2 separate regions of the Mus musculus genome follow, and region 1 is linked to region 2. The links are chromatin loops, found by intact Hi-C in ENCODE. Cell type or tissue: left cerebral cortex. All regions are shown on one strand.

What was found. Hi-C counts contacts between places; a loop is a spot of excess contacts. Peaks named below come from ENCODE experiments on the same cell type or tissue, not always from the same donor. Only the 100,000 strongest peaks of a DNase experiment are listed, where the experiment ranks them.
Region 1: it touches region 2 in a loop (2.3-fold over the local background); 3 of 42 quality-filtered maps call a loop at or near these places.

What each region holds. Positions count from the first base shown.
Region 1 is chr6:52,048,612-52,056,611 of GRCm38, forward strand. No RefSeq gene overlaps it. Among named protein-coding and RNA genes, the nearest start is that of Skap2, 40 kb to the left of the region's middle. In left cerebral cortex, no CTCF peak of the experiment used is centred here; no DNase peak of the experiment used is centred here.
Region 2 is chr6:52,114,732-52,122,731 of GRCm38, forward strand. It overlaps the pseudogene Rps8-ps3. Among named protein-coding and RNA genes, the nearest start is that of Halr1, 16 kb to the left of the region's middle. In left cerebral cortex, no CTCF peak of the experiment used is centred here; a DNase peak (open chromatin) is centred at 4,676.

The DNA.
Region 1 (8,000 bases), 66 kb before region 2:
AGCTAGAGACACAAGCTCTGGGGCGTACTGGTTAGTTCATATTGTTGTTCCATCTATAGGGTTGCAGACCCTTCAGCTCCTTGGGTACCTCCTTTCCCTCTTGATGAAGTGGTGTCTTCTTTGCTGTTTTTGCTTCTGCATTACATAGTCTAGCCTAGATGGCCATTGACCTTCTGGGTAGTCCTCTTATCTCTGCCTCCCATCTTTCCATGTTTCTGAGGACCACAAGAAATGTAGATTCGAGCCTCTGCACCCAGCTTTTTATGTAACTCCAAGAATCAAACTCAGGTTGTCAGGCTTGTTTGGCTAAGTCATCTCCTGGCCCCACTTTCCCCATTTTCAACAGCCCAGAATCCCCAGCTAGGGCATGATCCCACGTCTACTAACCTAATCAAGATAATCCCCACAGCTGTGTCTGTGGGCTGGTCTTCTAGGTGATTCTAGAGCTAGCTAGCTATCCACTTACCTATCCACTCTATCTATCTATTTATCTATCTATCTATCTACCTATCTATCTATCTATCTATCTATCTATCTATCTATCTATCTATCTATCCAAGTTAACAATTATCACTAACCACCACATCCCCTGATAATTTTTAGGCAATGAAAATCATGCTCACTAATAAACAAAACAACTAATATTGTAAATTACAATATGCTATCTAAACGTGTGTACCTAAATATGTTGGTGAACACATACACAAGGGAAAAGAATCATCATGATTGGAAAGGAATTTGCACCACATAGTACAACTTAAATATTTTTCAAAAGAGGGAAATAAAAATAAAAACTAGAGAAACTAAATGATGGTTCCGTGTAAAAGAGCTACTTAGGAGAGAGAAAGAAGAACAAGGGCTCTGACTTCTCTCAGGCAGCGATTCTGCCCAGGTCATAACGTGTTAAAAGAGAAGAGCCGTCTGGCATGTAAAGGAAGGCTGCCCACTCTGAGATCTCTGAGACTTTGTTTGTTCAAGCCCCAGGAACCTGCTCTTTCTCTGCAACACTAGGAAGAGTGACTTTGGGGATAATCACTGCAAAAGGCAACTTTCAAGTGTACAAGGAAAGAGTTGCAGTGTGCCACACCCTCCGTGAACTTTCTTCTGAAAGATGAGAATAGTAACTAAAATCTTTTCAGTAAGGCTGGCAAGATGGCTCAACCAGGAGGGACGCTAACCACCAAGCATGCCGACCTGGGTGTGATCCCCAGGACCCACATAGTGGAAGAAGAGCACCAGCTCCTAAAAGTTGCCCTCTGAACCCCACACATGTGCTACGCCCCACATGGGCCCACATGTGCAGGAGCACACATGCACACAAGATAAATAAGTGTAATAAACCTCTTTAAAGGATAATTTAAAAACACTTTCAGTAGCACAGCCTCTGATGAGTATGGCATCGCTCACGAGTATTCTGACCTAATATACACTGAGATGTCATTTTCTTAAACATTATTTCAGCTTCCTTTGTATCGTGGCATGTGATTATAATTTTGGTCCACGTATTATGGGGGTCTGGCCAGCGACAAAGAGCCATGCCAGTGCTGCTTCTGCTACTACTAACTCCCTTTCTTTGGAGATTTGTTTACGCTGTGCGTGTCACACCCTGTCACATGGAGTGTGCTGTAATGAGTATATTTATGAGTCTAGCTATCGCGAGTGGACACTGTTGTGGCCTTGTGCCTCGTGTGCTGCTGAATTATTACACAGATCTGGACGGCCAAGAAGTCTGCGATCAGAGGAGAGAAAAAGAATTTTGAAGCATAAAACATGTTCTTGGCATTAGCCTGGAAGAGTGGACATTCATAACCCGCACATGCCCAGGCTATAAATTTGCGAGGTTGCATTAATATGGCAGTAAAAGTCGCTCGTCTGAAAGCTGCACTTGTAAAATATTTATAAATTCACATAGTTGCTTCTAGCAAATAACTACATCTGTCAACTCTGTCTTTCTACTCCCAAAACGGTGGAGATGGTGTCTTATGTAATTCACAATGTGTATATAAAAATTATTTTGGAAAAATCAAGATGGAAGACATTCTGTTCTAAGGGACTATATCTGTCCCTCCAAGGGTCTGGTGTTAGTGTTTGGTCTCCTGAGACTCTTTGTCATCAAAGCCTTTTCTCTGAATAAATTTTCATTTCATTGGATTTATCTAGTTCCCAAATTAGCAAGGCATGTCCTGTGGGGTTGTCTTTAAAATCCCACATTAATATGTACCACAGAGTGGAGCACTTCAGCCCCTAGGTCAATATGTATCAATGTCATGTAGCACAGGAATTGTCTACGGCTGTCTTCTCCCCTACAGTGTTCAGAGGATACACCTTATAGGGCACTCTCAGACAGATCTGTCCAAATTGTTTCTTCTTAGAGAAAAATAAAAGGAGAAAAGACACCAGATGACATTTTCACACAGACGTGATAGTAACTGGCAATAATTCTCGGGCAGTGCTTCTCAACCTTCTACCGCGGCGATGCTTTAATACGGTCCCTCATGCTGTGGCGACCCGCAACCATAAAATTATTTTCATTGCTACTTCATGAGTGTAGTTTTGCTACTGTTATGAATAATAGTCTAAATATATGTGGTGCAGGATATCTGATATGCAAATTCTGTGAAAACGTGTTTCTATCCCAAAGGGGTCCCAACTCATGGGTTGAGAACCACTAATCTAGGTGGGAGGGAACTCTCTATAAAGTCACCTTAAAATTGTACTAGACTTATTTATTTATTTATTTAAGGTCCATATTTAAGGTCTTGGTATGGAGATCAGAGAACAACTCACAGGAGTTGATTATCTCCTTCCATCATGTAAGTCCGGAGAATCAAATTCCAACTGTCAGCTTTGGGCACAAGCGCCTTTACCTACTGACCCATTTCACCAGCCCCAAAGTCAGTTCTAATAATGGGCTGAGTACTTAACAACAAAAAGTGTCAACGTATTTATCTTTGTGATATCTTTTTCTCCAAGGCATGGATCCAACCCAGAGCCTCACACATGCATGCTACATCTAAGCTATATCCCTAGAATAAATAAATATATTTTGTTGTTGGTTTAGTTTAGCATGAGTCTTCATAACTATAATATTGTGACTGTCCTTCAAATGCACTTTCTACTTTATCCATTGGCTATGTCTGTATTTTCCCATAGGAAATTAGGAAATCCCACTCGTTGGCCACACATAGGATAGAAACTATTTCCTTATGCTTTTTTAAAACTTCTCTCTCTCTCTCTCTCTCTCTCTCTCTCTCTCTCTCTCTCTCTCTCTCTCTCTCTCTCTGTGTGTGTGTGTGTGTATTTAGACAGGGTTTCTCTATATAGTCCTGGGTGTCCTGGAACTCTTTTATAGATCAGGCTGGCCCCAAACCCAGAGATACACCTGCCTCTGCCTCCCAAGTGCAGGGATTACAGGCGTGTGCCACCACCACCCGGCTCTGTTGTCATATACTTTCCCTTGCTATTTCATATTGTTTAGTTAGGTTTCTGGTGCTGTGATCAAACACTGGTCAAAAGCAGCTTGTGGAGGGTAGGGTTGATTTTATCTCACACTTCCAGAAGGAAGAGTTTATTTTGGCTCTCTCCTCCTCCAAAAATGCTACACACACACACACACACACACACACACAGAGAGAGAGAGAGAGAGAGAGAGAGAGAGAGAGAGAGAGAGAGAGAGAAAGAGAGAAAGAGAGAGAGAGAGACCATTCCACAGAGGAATGGGGTAAGGAATACAGATCAGAAAACTTAGTTCTTTTTTATTTTTTCTGTAGCCAAACCAGGAGCAATAATTCCATGCATGGCATAGATTCCAACATTTAGCCAAGAAACACATCAGGTTGTCAGGAGACAGGTTTTAAAAGGCTGTTGGATGGATGCATTTCTGATCAATTATTTAATATTCAGTGAACAATGTCTTTAACAGTAGTTTTGCAAAGGTCAAAGCTATCTTTCATATGACTCTTTTCACATTTTTCCCTTAATAAATATTGAAGATATCCTTATTAAGTTGCGATTTTTATGAATAGTTATCCCAACTGAGCCCAGACAGGCTGTTTTCTGTATCTGCTCTGACATAATAGGAAATGGTCTCCCTCCAGAGAGAACACCATGGTTCATAAGGCACAGTGGGCCTGCAGAGGCCCGTCTGCGACTACAGCCGAGAAGCCGCAATGTCAGAGAAGCCTCCACTGTGCAGACTAGCCATCTCACATACTAGATTTACCTCACATATCAAGAAGATGACTCTAGCCAGTCCCCAAAAGAGGTCTGAGCCTGAGAGACCAAAAGAAGGGAGGCTACAGATGGGTTAACATGAGACTAAAGTCTACACTGCTTGATGACTGAGCTTTCCCCATTCGCAGAGCCTGAAATTAAGCATTTCACATGATAAAGGACACTGACATTACACCAAGCGTCCTTCCCCGAAGAACAGGGGACTGGCTAATAAAACCTGAAGCTAAGTAAAGAAGAGTATTACTGCAGAGTAAAAGTATCAAAGTTGAGCAGGTGGCTCACACCTGTGACCCCACCACTTGGGAGGTGAAGGTCGAAGGATCACAAACTCAAGGTTATGCTTAACTACGCAGAAAGTTCAAGACCATCCAGAGCTACATGAGACTCTACCAAAAAAAAAAAAAAAAAAAGCAAACAAAACACAGTATCATTAGAAATAAACATGCTGCCTGATTGTGTTAATCTATCAAAGGCTATTCTGGCGATCAGCAACACAAGCCATTACATATACAGTGTTTTGGTTTTTTTTTTTTTCCAAAGAAATTGTTATGTAAGCTTTCTTACAGTACAAGGGAATAATGTAGTCTGAAGACAGCAGAACAATATTTTTCTTTGACATGTTTATGACAGAAAGACCTAGAATCATCTATCCAAATGATGTCAAGTAGCCGCTGTTTTCCACCGAGGGTGGGGGTTTTGGGGACTGACTTTATGGGATCCAGCAATATTTTTTTTCTTGGCATACTAGATGAAAAGTCTCCAACAAAAAGCTAGGGACTCTGGGCTGAAGATCCATACCCTTGCCTGGGCCATAGTGGCTAGAAACGCCTAAGACTGGCAGCCTTACTCCAGAACTTTCTTTTGGGCAACATCTGGGGTGAATTAAGTCTCTGTTCAGTCCCAGAGCCGGCTACAGATGTAGAGGTGTGAGCGTGCCTTCCGGGAGCTGCAGCTTACATGGTCATGCTATGGACCACTTTTATTCGAAGTTCAAGCACCACATTTCCAGAAGTATGAAGAATGACAGTGAAGAAGAAAGCCTTTAGAGCTTAAGTTACAACCACATCTAATGAGCACAGAGGTGTTCCTCCAGTACAGGGGGATTGCTTTTCAACTCCTGTAGCTTAAATGAAGCCAGCGATCATAACAGTAAATATGGGTTGCAAAGGTATCCCAGGAGGTATCATTAGTCACATAGTACACCCTTTTCTAATTTGTACACTTCCCATGTTTCAGGGGTTTCCCAGTACTGCTGAAGCCTCCAGAATTTCATGTTTCCCTCAGCAGGCTACAATAACCCTTAGTCTGAATGGCATGTATTATTTCCTCAGCAAACATATGACGGTGGAAGCTTTAGTAAAAGATTTATTATAAGAAACAGCCTGATGTTTTATTTCCTCCCTTAATTGAATACATTATTGCTTTGTGTTTAGAAATGCTGCGTTGATGCATTGCACCTCGGAACAACCATGCACCCGCCATCTGCAGCAGGGAGGTTTATTAGACTACAAATCAGGATACAGATGTTGGAGGCAAAGCTACATATGTTAAGTCGTAACGCATTACAGAACACTTTAAATCTATACATTGCGGTGGTCCAGCAGGGTTGTTTTTAGTACGATGTTGGCACTTAGGAACATATAAGAACCAGAAGCTCTCTCTTCCACCAAACATTTATGGGTAGGCGACAAGCTGTTGAGGTGACATGTACAATCCTGTAGGGGGCAAAGGACTAAGTGACTTCAAAAGAAAAATCACACCTTCTTATTCCTTAATACTAGTACAAAAATCCATACTTAAAGTCGGCAGTCAGAGGCTCGCGACAGACAGATCTTCAGGGACAGTTAGTGATCACAGCTTCATTGATCTCATTCACAACTTTAGATTTTCATCCATTTATTTGAAGGGCATTGATTGAACACCTGAAACTTGCCGTGCTGCCCTGCTCTGGGGTTTTGTTAGGATGAGACTCAGGATTTTGATGCAAACCTTGTTGAATTTTTATTCCTTTTTCTCCGACTGTTTAAAGTTCAGGCCTAAGTAGACGTAGTGTTTATAAAACAGAAAGTTTATAAAAGTCTAACAGTTGCTTTACTGGTGGAGTAAATTAACTGACGAACCTCAGCCAGTACAGCTGAAAGGATGGCTTTCCTGAAGGATGATGCCACTGTTGCTCTCAGATTCTCACAGCTATAACTCAATTTTATCTGTCAAAAAAAGTAAAATCCAGGATGCCGCTTCCAAGAGGGAGTGGTGTTCTGTAGATCTATCGACCTTCCACGCAGCTAAAAGTACCCTGGGTGGAGCTGGAGAGATGGCTCAGTGGTTATGAGTACTGACTACTTTTCCAGAGGACCAGGAATTTAATCCCAGCACCCACATGGCAACTCCAGTCCCAGGGGATTTTGATGGCCTTCTCTGGCCTTTGCAGGAACCAAGTATGAAGTTGGTACACAGACATAGAGCTGTACATAAAATAGTAATAGTCAGACTTCGCTCTGCTCCACTTGCCTGACATCCAAGGCTCTTCCCAGTTCTGTATGAATGTCTTCGTGTTTCATTCACTATTCTTATGTTATAAAGACTGAGTGTTCTTGGCACCTTCAATTGGAAAGCTTAATCAAAAAAGTAGATTAGATAAACCTTTTAAATGAGACACAGATCTTCATGAGAAAGGAGACTTCTCTTTCCCTGGAAATAGAAAATAAAAGGGGTGGTGGTGTGGTGGTGTGGTGGTGGTTCCTCTGGCTGGGTAGCATAGGTAAGGACAAGGACATAGAAGGCCACTGTAGAAAATATTCAACGTGTCCAGAAAAGGGAACATCTCCTTACCAGGAAGGAGACTCCAGTGGCTGCCATTAACCAGATTTGCATTTGTACGTCACACGGCCGTCTTTACCATCAGAACAAGGTGAGTATTCATTCATTCTTCAAGTATTTTACGGATTCCTATGCGGTACTGACTCCACACTGGAGACACAAACATGAGTAACACAAATTCTCAGCATCTAAATGAGAGACGAGATGTAAGCCATTAGAGTATCCTCACATGTTCTAGTACAGGCAAGGTGAAATAGTGAACCAGTACAAGATTATTGGTATTTTTACAGAAATACATTTTACAGAAAAGGAAACTGATTTAAAAAAAAATACAGACATTAGCACTGCTATGAAATATAATGTGGCGGGGTGGGATGGGGGAAGGTTACATGGTGGCCTCATGCCAAGGCAACCCCCTGAGAAATCACACCATGTGACAGACCTGGTATAAAGGAGATTTATTTGGGGGAAGGGGAGGGAGAGACAGGGTAGAGGCAGACAGACAGGAGCAGAGCAATGAGGGCAGAGAAGGGGAGACGGTGAAGGACAGAAGGGGGGGTAAGGATGCTGTCCAGGAACATGTGGGAGCAGAGAGAGAGAGAGAGAGAGAAAGAGAGAGAGCTGGGGTGACGAATAGCCACAACTGGCAGGTAATAGCGGCAGATGATGACCTAAGCCGTTGCTAGGTCCCTGGGCAGAGCCTAGCAGAATCAACTATAAGTAACCAATACTATAGGGCAGTTTCAGCAGTGAAATACTGTGTCAAATCATTTAGCATAATTTGGTCCATTATGATGATTCTATAAATGTTACTACTAGAGAAGATAAGTTGGTAGCTGTTTGATTTCAGACCCGGGACAAGAGACTGGGGTACATATTTGACATACCAAAGCAGACCTGGCTTCCAGGTTCTCCCAGCATCCTTCATTCCCTACCTGGCACACCAT
Region 2 (8,000 bases):
TCAGTCTCTGTTCCCTGCCTTTGGATCCCCTTTCCCTAGATGGACTGCCTGGTCAGGCCTCAGTGGGAGAAGATGTCCCAAGATGGGTTAGCACCCAAGGGGGGCTTCCCCTTCTCCGAGGAGAAGAGGAGAGGATAATGGAGGAGGGGGTTGGGGGGGGGAGGGCTGGAAAGGAGAGGGGGCTGCTAACGAGATATAAAGTGAATAAATAGTTAATGAAAACAAATAATGAAATACAGTCTAAAAATAAATGTACATTTCAGATACTTTTTTTTTAAGTTTCAAGGGAGAACACCTCCCTCAGAAGATGACCGTGAGGATTAAATTAGACACTCTCGCACGCGCACACACACATACACAGAGAGAGGGAGAGAGGAAGAGAGAGAGAGGGGGGGGGGAGAAGAAGAAGAAGAAGAAGAAGGAAGAAGAAGAAGAAGAAGAAGAAGAAGAAGAAGAAGAAGAAGAAAAAGAGGAGGAGGAGGAGGAGGAGGAGGAGGAGGAGGAGGAGAAAGAACGAAGAGGAGGAGGAGAGAGAGAGAGAGATCACAGCTAGCTTTTGGCTCATCACAAGCAGCTTTCTACTTTATTTCTCTTTGACTCTTGTTTGTTGTTTGTTTTAGTTACTCCCCACCCCCACCCCAGTCTGACCTTTCTTCCACCCTTAGGGTTTTAGAGTTTTTCCCCTTTCCTTTCTTCTCTCCACCTTTCTTTTAAAAATGAGAATGAAACCTAAAATAATCCCAGAGTTTATTAGACAAAGTTGCCCTAAAGAAAGACACTCACACAGGAAATGGAACCTGTGGTGTTTGCTAGGAAAACGCAGAATTAAAAACATCAGCGTGAAAGTCGATCTTCACAGCCGCCCTCGGAGACCATCAGGACAAGAAAGGACAAATGAGGTTCAAAGGGGGTGGCCTGAAGCTGCACTGCCTGCTAGCAGGCACTCAACATGCTTTGTTAGTGTGGCTATTATGCTCCCCAGATTCCAGAATGTTCTGTGCCACCAAGAGTGTAAACAGAAGGAAATACCCCTCTGTCTCATGCACCTTGATGATCACGCTACTTAAAGCTATCATGTAGTAGAAAGGAACAGAGGATTCCTAAGTGTGGATGGCTAGAACTTGAGCAGACCACTTAAGCGACACTGAGCCAATCTTCTCATTCCGGAATTTGTGAATAGTTTTCTACCACTAGATTGTAAAGGGTTAAATGAGAGAACAGGCTAGAAAAGTACTTTGTAAACTGTAAAGTTCCATTCCAGGTATGGGGTAGAGGAGATGTTATCTGGTTTAGCAGTGGAGTGCAAGATCAAACGTAGGTTAGAGGTGTGTGGGGGGAGGGGTGTTAAAAAAAGAAACTTAAAAGACCTCCCAGGGAGAGTAGCGAAGTTACAAACTTCCACACTGTTTCCCCTGCAGGGAACACTCACCCGGGCACAAAGGCAGACCCCATGGGTCAATCCCACCTTGAACAAATGTACGCCTTTCCATTTGCTACAGCTGTCTGGTGGTCAGAGGTGAAGAGCAGACCAGACAGCTGGCAAGACATGAAACAACGAGATGTAGGTATCACCTTAAAAAAAAAAAAAAAAAAGCACCTGTGGGAAATAGTGTGCGATCGAAAAGCAGCAGCAAGTGCTTGGGGCATTTCAGCTGGAAAGTGAGACAGAGGCAGACCCAAGACAGATGCAACCCACACCCTCCATCTGCAATCAGAGTGCCTCACATGTCAGAAAGCAAGTTGTCCTCCCTCAGGGCAATCTTGAAGGCTGTCAATGTTCTAGCCATGAGAAAACAAAAAATCTATATAGGACATTCCAACATGTGGAGGCCTGATAGGGCTGAAAGGCTCTATGGGAGTCTAACTAGCGCATGCTTCTCACTTGGTGGACTGGGGATGGCGGGTGGGCTTGCTTCACTGGGGAGGGGAGAGCGGTGTCTGAACCTGCCTGGGGACCGGCCACTGCTTCTGATCTAAGCCAGCAGAGCTGGGCAAACAACCTGGGTTCAAACCCAATTGCTTCAATAGCTACATTGCTTAACTGCAGTGGCTGACATGACTACCCTCCCACAGCTTCAGTTTCCTGGTCTGTAAAACAGGGGTGGGTGAGTAACAGCACTTTCCTCTGCGATGGTGCATGGCTCAGACTAAGTGATACCTGATAAGGCAATTAGGAAGTGCCTGGCACCAAAGCAGCTGTCAATAAGCATTGGCTATTACAGGACTGTTTCAGAAGGGAAGCTCGTTAGCTCATCTGGTTCCTAAGGTCCAGAGCTGTGTGAAAACAACTAAAATCTGCCCTGTACCGGCAAGCATACCAACGGACCTTACACACTCACAAACGTCTAAGAGACATTTCAAATGCTTCTGTGATTTTTTCCCCCACATTGGGGTGTTGTACCACGACAGGAATGTATAGGTCAAAGGACAACTTGCAAAAAAAAAAAAAAAAAAAAAAAAAAAAGTTTGTTCTTTCCCCCATGTAGGTCCCAGGAAGATTAAACTCAGGTCGTTGGGCCCATACCCACTGAGCCATCTGGTCAGCCTTCAAACTTTATGAACTAATTTAGATAAATCAGACGTGCATGCAGAAAGGCAGTGAATCTTGTGACTAAATATTCATATCAGAGCTGTAGTTAGCTCCAGCTGTGTCTCTCACATGCTAGGACACCTGGAACGAGTCACAGCTTTGTGTCTCTGTTCCACATCTATGAACAGAGAAGAATAAAATATCTAACAGTAAAGTAGAGACGAAGTAAGACAATGTATGTGTGGGCACAGGTTTCCATTCAGTCCTTGGCAAGTGAACAGTGCTTAATAGTTGGTTGCTATTATTACTTCATTCACTTGAAAAGCAATAGTCAGAAGAATATTTATTATTAAACTCAAGTGTTTAACCACTAAATTTGTGGTGTGTGTGTGTGTGTGTGTGTGTGTGTGTGTGTGTGGAGACATGTGTGTAGCCTGTGCACACGATGGAGATCAATGTTGTTCTTCTCTAACCCTCCCTACCATATTCCTTTGAGTCAGGGTCTCTCACTGAACCTAGTTAGCCAGCAGCCAGCAAGCCCCTTTAACCCATGTGTCTCTGCCTCCCGTACTGCTGTGGTCACAAGCGCGTGGACATGGATATTTACTTGGGTGCTTGGTGTACAAACTCGGGGCCTCATGCTTATACAGCACTCTTAAACACTGACCCACCTCTCCAGAGCCTCTTTTTATCTTAAACAATAGTGGAGATGGATCTTAGGGAGACAAGTGCTGTACCCTTCAGCTATATCCCCAGCCCCTATTCATTCGAAAGAAGGAGAGAGGGAGGGAGAGACTGAGGAAGGAAGGAAGAAAGGAAGGAAGGAAGGAACGAAGGAACGAAAGAAAAGAAAAGAAAAGAAAAGAAAAGAAAAGAAAAGAAAAGAAAAAAGAAAAGAAAAGAAACATGTCCTAAGCAGGGCTGGAGAGATGCCTCAATGGTTAAGAATGTGTTGTGCACTTTCCAGCCAGCACGGAGCCATGGGCACCTCTCAGGACAACTGGCACAAGCACTGCAAGATGGTGTGTGTGTGTGTGTGTGTGTGTGTGTGTGTGTGTAAGAGGAAACGCTACCACAGGAAGCGGAAGTATGAACTGGGACAGCCTGGGGCCAGCACTAACATCGACCCTCACACATTCCATGTTTGAGGAGGCAATAAGAAGTACCATGCCCTGAGATTGGATGTGGGTAACTTTTCCTGGCCCCTGAGTGTTGTACTCGAAAAACAAGGATCATTGATGTTGTCTACAAAGCATCTAATAATGAGCTTGTCTGCACCAAGACCCTGACAAAGAACAGCATCGTGCTTATTGACACCACACCATACTGGCAGCGGTTCGAGTCCCACTATGCACTGCCCCTGGGCCAACAAAGAAGGGGGCCAATCTGACTCCTGAGGAGGAAGAGATTTTAAACAAAAACCGATCAAAGAATACTCAAAAGAAATATGACGAAAGGAAAAAGAATGCCAAAGTCAGCAGCCTCCTGGAGGAGCAGTCACAACACAGCAAGCTTCTTGTCTGCGTTGCCTCAAGACCAGGCCAGTGTGGCAGAGCAGACGGCTATGTGCTCGGAAGGCAAGGAGCTGGAGTTCTATCTGCGGAAGATCAAAGCCCGGAAAGGCAAATAAACCATTATTCACAGCTCGTGTAATAAAGGTGTTTGCTGTTCTATATTAAAAAAAGAAATGTTGCTCTTACAGAGGACCAGAGTGGCTTACAAGTATCTTTGTCCTTTTTCTGTCCTCCACATTCACTTGCACACATCCACACACAGATACCCACCATAATTAAAAATAAAATAAATTTCTTTCCAAGTTCCCGAATGTGTACTACTTGCCAGACCCTTGAACACAGCCCTCTGTGTGCAGACAAAGCATCAGCTTTTGTCAGCTATGGCTATTGAACTCGGGAGTTTACTCTGCCAAGACTCAGCATTTCATTATTACCCACATTTATTAAAATATCTACATGATCTGACTGCAATCAGACTAAGTCAGGTAACAGCAACAGAAAAAAAAAAAAAAAAGAAAAGAAAAGAAAGCCTGTCACTTTAAGAATTTGTAACGTTGGTCCCATTAGCATTCCTCTCTGGTTTTATGCACTTGGTCTGTGCTGTGGGATGTAGCATAAATTATCTGCCTTCAGCAAAACGAACAGCTGAAATGCAGGATGGCCTGACAGTGCTTGTTAGACCATTAGCTACTGTGAGTGCTCACTGCGGACTGACTGCCTTTCAGCTGTCTCAAGAAGCCTTTAAGTGATTCAAAACCTAGAAGTCCAGTAACCCAGTATCCAAACCAGTCCAGTACTCAACAGCATGAGAGTTAGGGTTTAATTAATAAACAGCCCTCCAATGGTTATTTTAATGTAAAATATCACCACATTCCAACGTCTTTTGTATTAGTAAAAAGCCAGCCACAGTGAAAAAAAGTGAAGCAATGTTTTGGTAAAATCCTTTTAACAGATCTCTCTCTCTCTCTCTCTCTGTCTTCCCTCTGTATGTGTTAGCATGCAAGACATATATGTATATACATATGTATATATATGTGATATATATATGTATATATATGTGAGATATATATATATATATATATATAAAATAAAGTACTCAGTGTTTATTAACTGACCAATGGCAAGAATGCCACAGCAAACTCAGTGTATCCTTTATTGTGCCCGTTGATCTGGACATTCCTGTTGCCAGGATCTTTGCCTTCTACAAAATAGGTAGTATTTTTCTTTAATTTTTAAAAAGTGTATTCATGTGTGGATGTTTTGCTTGCATGTCTGTCTGTCTGTACACCAAATGCACGCCTGGTGCCTGTGGCGGTCATAAGAGTGGGTTGGATCCAGTACTAGAATTACAGTTGTGAACTGCATGTGGGTGCGGGGATTCCGGGCCCAGGTCCTCTGGAAGATCAGACTGGGTTTTTAATTTCGAGGCATCTCTCCAGCCTTTGGTAGTGTTTTTCTTTGCCCCACGTCACAGAGAAGATCTTTTGAAAGGCTTCTTTGAAACATTTCAAGCTAGCTACATCTCAAGACTCAGATCCTCTATGCAAATGATGCTTTGTTCACCAAGCCCACAGCCCTTCAAAGTAATGTTATGTTGAGAAATTCACTTTTTGTTGATGGTTTTTGCAATCAGTTCAATAACTGACTCACTTCAGGTTTGGGCGCTGTGCAGTGTCTAGTTCCCCAGTGCCCAGAGTGCCACCTGAAATGCTGCTGGACTTAACAGAGGTACCCTGAAGAGCTGGAGAACATGAAGAAGATGCAAACCTCCCAATCTTTGGCTTCACACCACTGTTCCTCGCACCACTGGACCAATGCCAGTTGGGTTCTTTAGGAACATAGAACTGGCTGGATTTGCTTACCACCCCAGCCACTTGAATCTCAGTTCTGGCTCTGGGTGTGTGATCCAGTGGTAGAACATCTGCCTGGGATGTACGCAACCCTGGATCTGAGCCCCAGCACCACAAAGACCATAAGTCCCAACTGCACACATCTGCCTATGTTTCTGGTGGCAGTGCTTGCTTTTCAGGGATTTTAAATAAATTTATTTGACAGGCACTTGATCTTCAGCTCTGAGAAACTCCCTCCCGTTCTCTCTTTCTTTCCAGCCCTTTCCATGTTCCAGTAGTAAAAAAGGTAAGAACATTTCTAAAACACAAAAACATTTAAGAGCTGGAGAGACGGCTCAGCTGTTAATAGAATGTACTGCTCTTATGGAGGAATTGAGTTCAGATTTCAACATCCAGGTTAGGTGGCTCACAATCACTGTAGCTCTAGCTGCAGGGGGCATCTGAAACCTCTGGGTTCTCTCTGCTCCTGCATTTTCATCCATCTGTACACACACACACACACACACACACACACACTTGATTACACACTCACACACACACTTGATTAAAGCATAAAATAAATCTTTAAAAAAAAAACCTGTTCATTTAGCTAAACCTTATCCTTCATATATCTCTCTCAACCCCACGTACTTTGCTTGCTCGATCTGAAACAGCTGGCCAAACTGTCTGTCATGTACCACTGGTCTTCCATGCCTGGGAGAACCCTTTTCAGCCCTGCACAGCTCAGTTCAGACACTGACATCCCTATGTCCTCACCCCCACATAGCTCTCGCCCCCAGATGTTTTCACAAGAGCTTGGAAAGAAGTGCAAGCACCCAGAGAAACCTGAGCACCAATTCATCACCCTCCTGGATCTTCCAGGTCTCCTTGCCCTTCCTGCAGGGGCTGACTTTATCTCTTCAACTCAGTTCTGAGTTCTTTGTCACACACACTGTTTTTCCCTCTCTGTGCCTGTGTCTCTGTCTTGCACTCTGTCTCTGTGTCTCTGCCTCTGCCTCTCTATGTCTCTAACTCTCACTCTGTCTATGTGTGTGTCTCTTTGCCCCCCCCCCCTTTAGGATCTGTGTTTTCTGGCTGCCTGGCTGGTCTGGAACTTGCTATGCAGACCAGGCTGGTCTTGAACTTATAAAGATCTTCCTGCCTCTTTCTTCTGAGTGTTGGTATTATAGGCATGCACCACCATGCCTGCTACTGGTCTATGCTCTCGTAACGATCAGGTAAGTGACTCTGTTTAATGCAGTCACAGTTTATGTGCTTAACAAGAGTTTAACACTCTAGCAAATAAGACAATAAATATTAAAAGACTTGTATGTGGATGGGTGCTCATATGTGTGTGGGTGTGTGCATTTGTGTGTACACACCAGAGGCCAACCTTGAGTTCTGTTCTTAGATACTATTTACCTTGTTTTATAAAATGGTATTTCTCACATGCCTGGAACTAGTCAAATAAACTAGACTGGCTGGCCAGTGAGCCCCAGGATCCACCTGTCTCTACCCTGGCTTTTTTTTTTTTCCGAGACAGGGTTTCTCTGTATAGCTCTGACTGTCCTGGAACTCACTTTGTAGACCAGGTTGGACTCGAACTCAGAAATCCACCTGCCTCTGCCTCCTGAGTGCTGGGATTAAAGGTGTGTGCCACCACTCCTGGCTTACCCTGGCTTTCCTATTATTATAGCATGTCCCACCCAAAACCAAGCTCAACTTCCTTTCCTTTCCTTTCCTTTCCTTTCCTTTCATTTCCTTTCCTTTCCTTTCCTTTCCTTTCCTTTCCTTTTTTCCCCTTTTTTCCCTTTTTTCCTTTTTTCCTTTTTTCCCTTTTTTTCCCTTTTTCCCTTTTCCCTTTTCTCCCTTTTCCCTTTTCCTTTCTCCCTTCTCCCTTTTTTCCCTTTTCCCTTCCCTTCTCTTCCCTTCCCTTCTCTTCCCTTCCCTTCCCTTCTCTTCTCTTTTCTTTTCTTTTCTTTTCTTTTCTCGTCTTTTCTTTTCTTTTCTTTTCTCGTCTTTTCTTTTCTTTTCTTTTCTTTTTCTTATCTTTTTTGGGTTTTTGTTTCTTTGTTTCTATTTTTTGTTGTTGTTTCTGGGGATTGAATTCAAGTCTTCATTTATTTT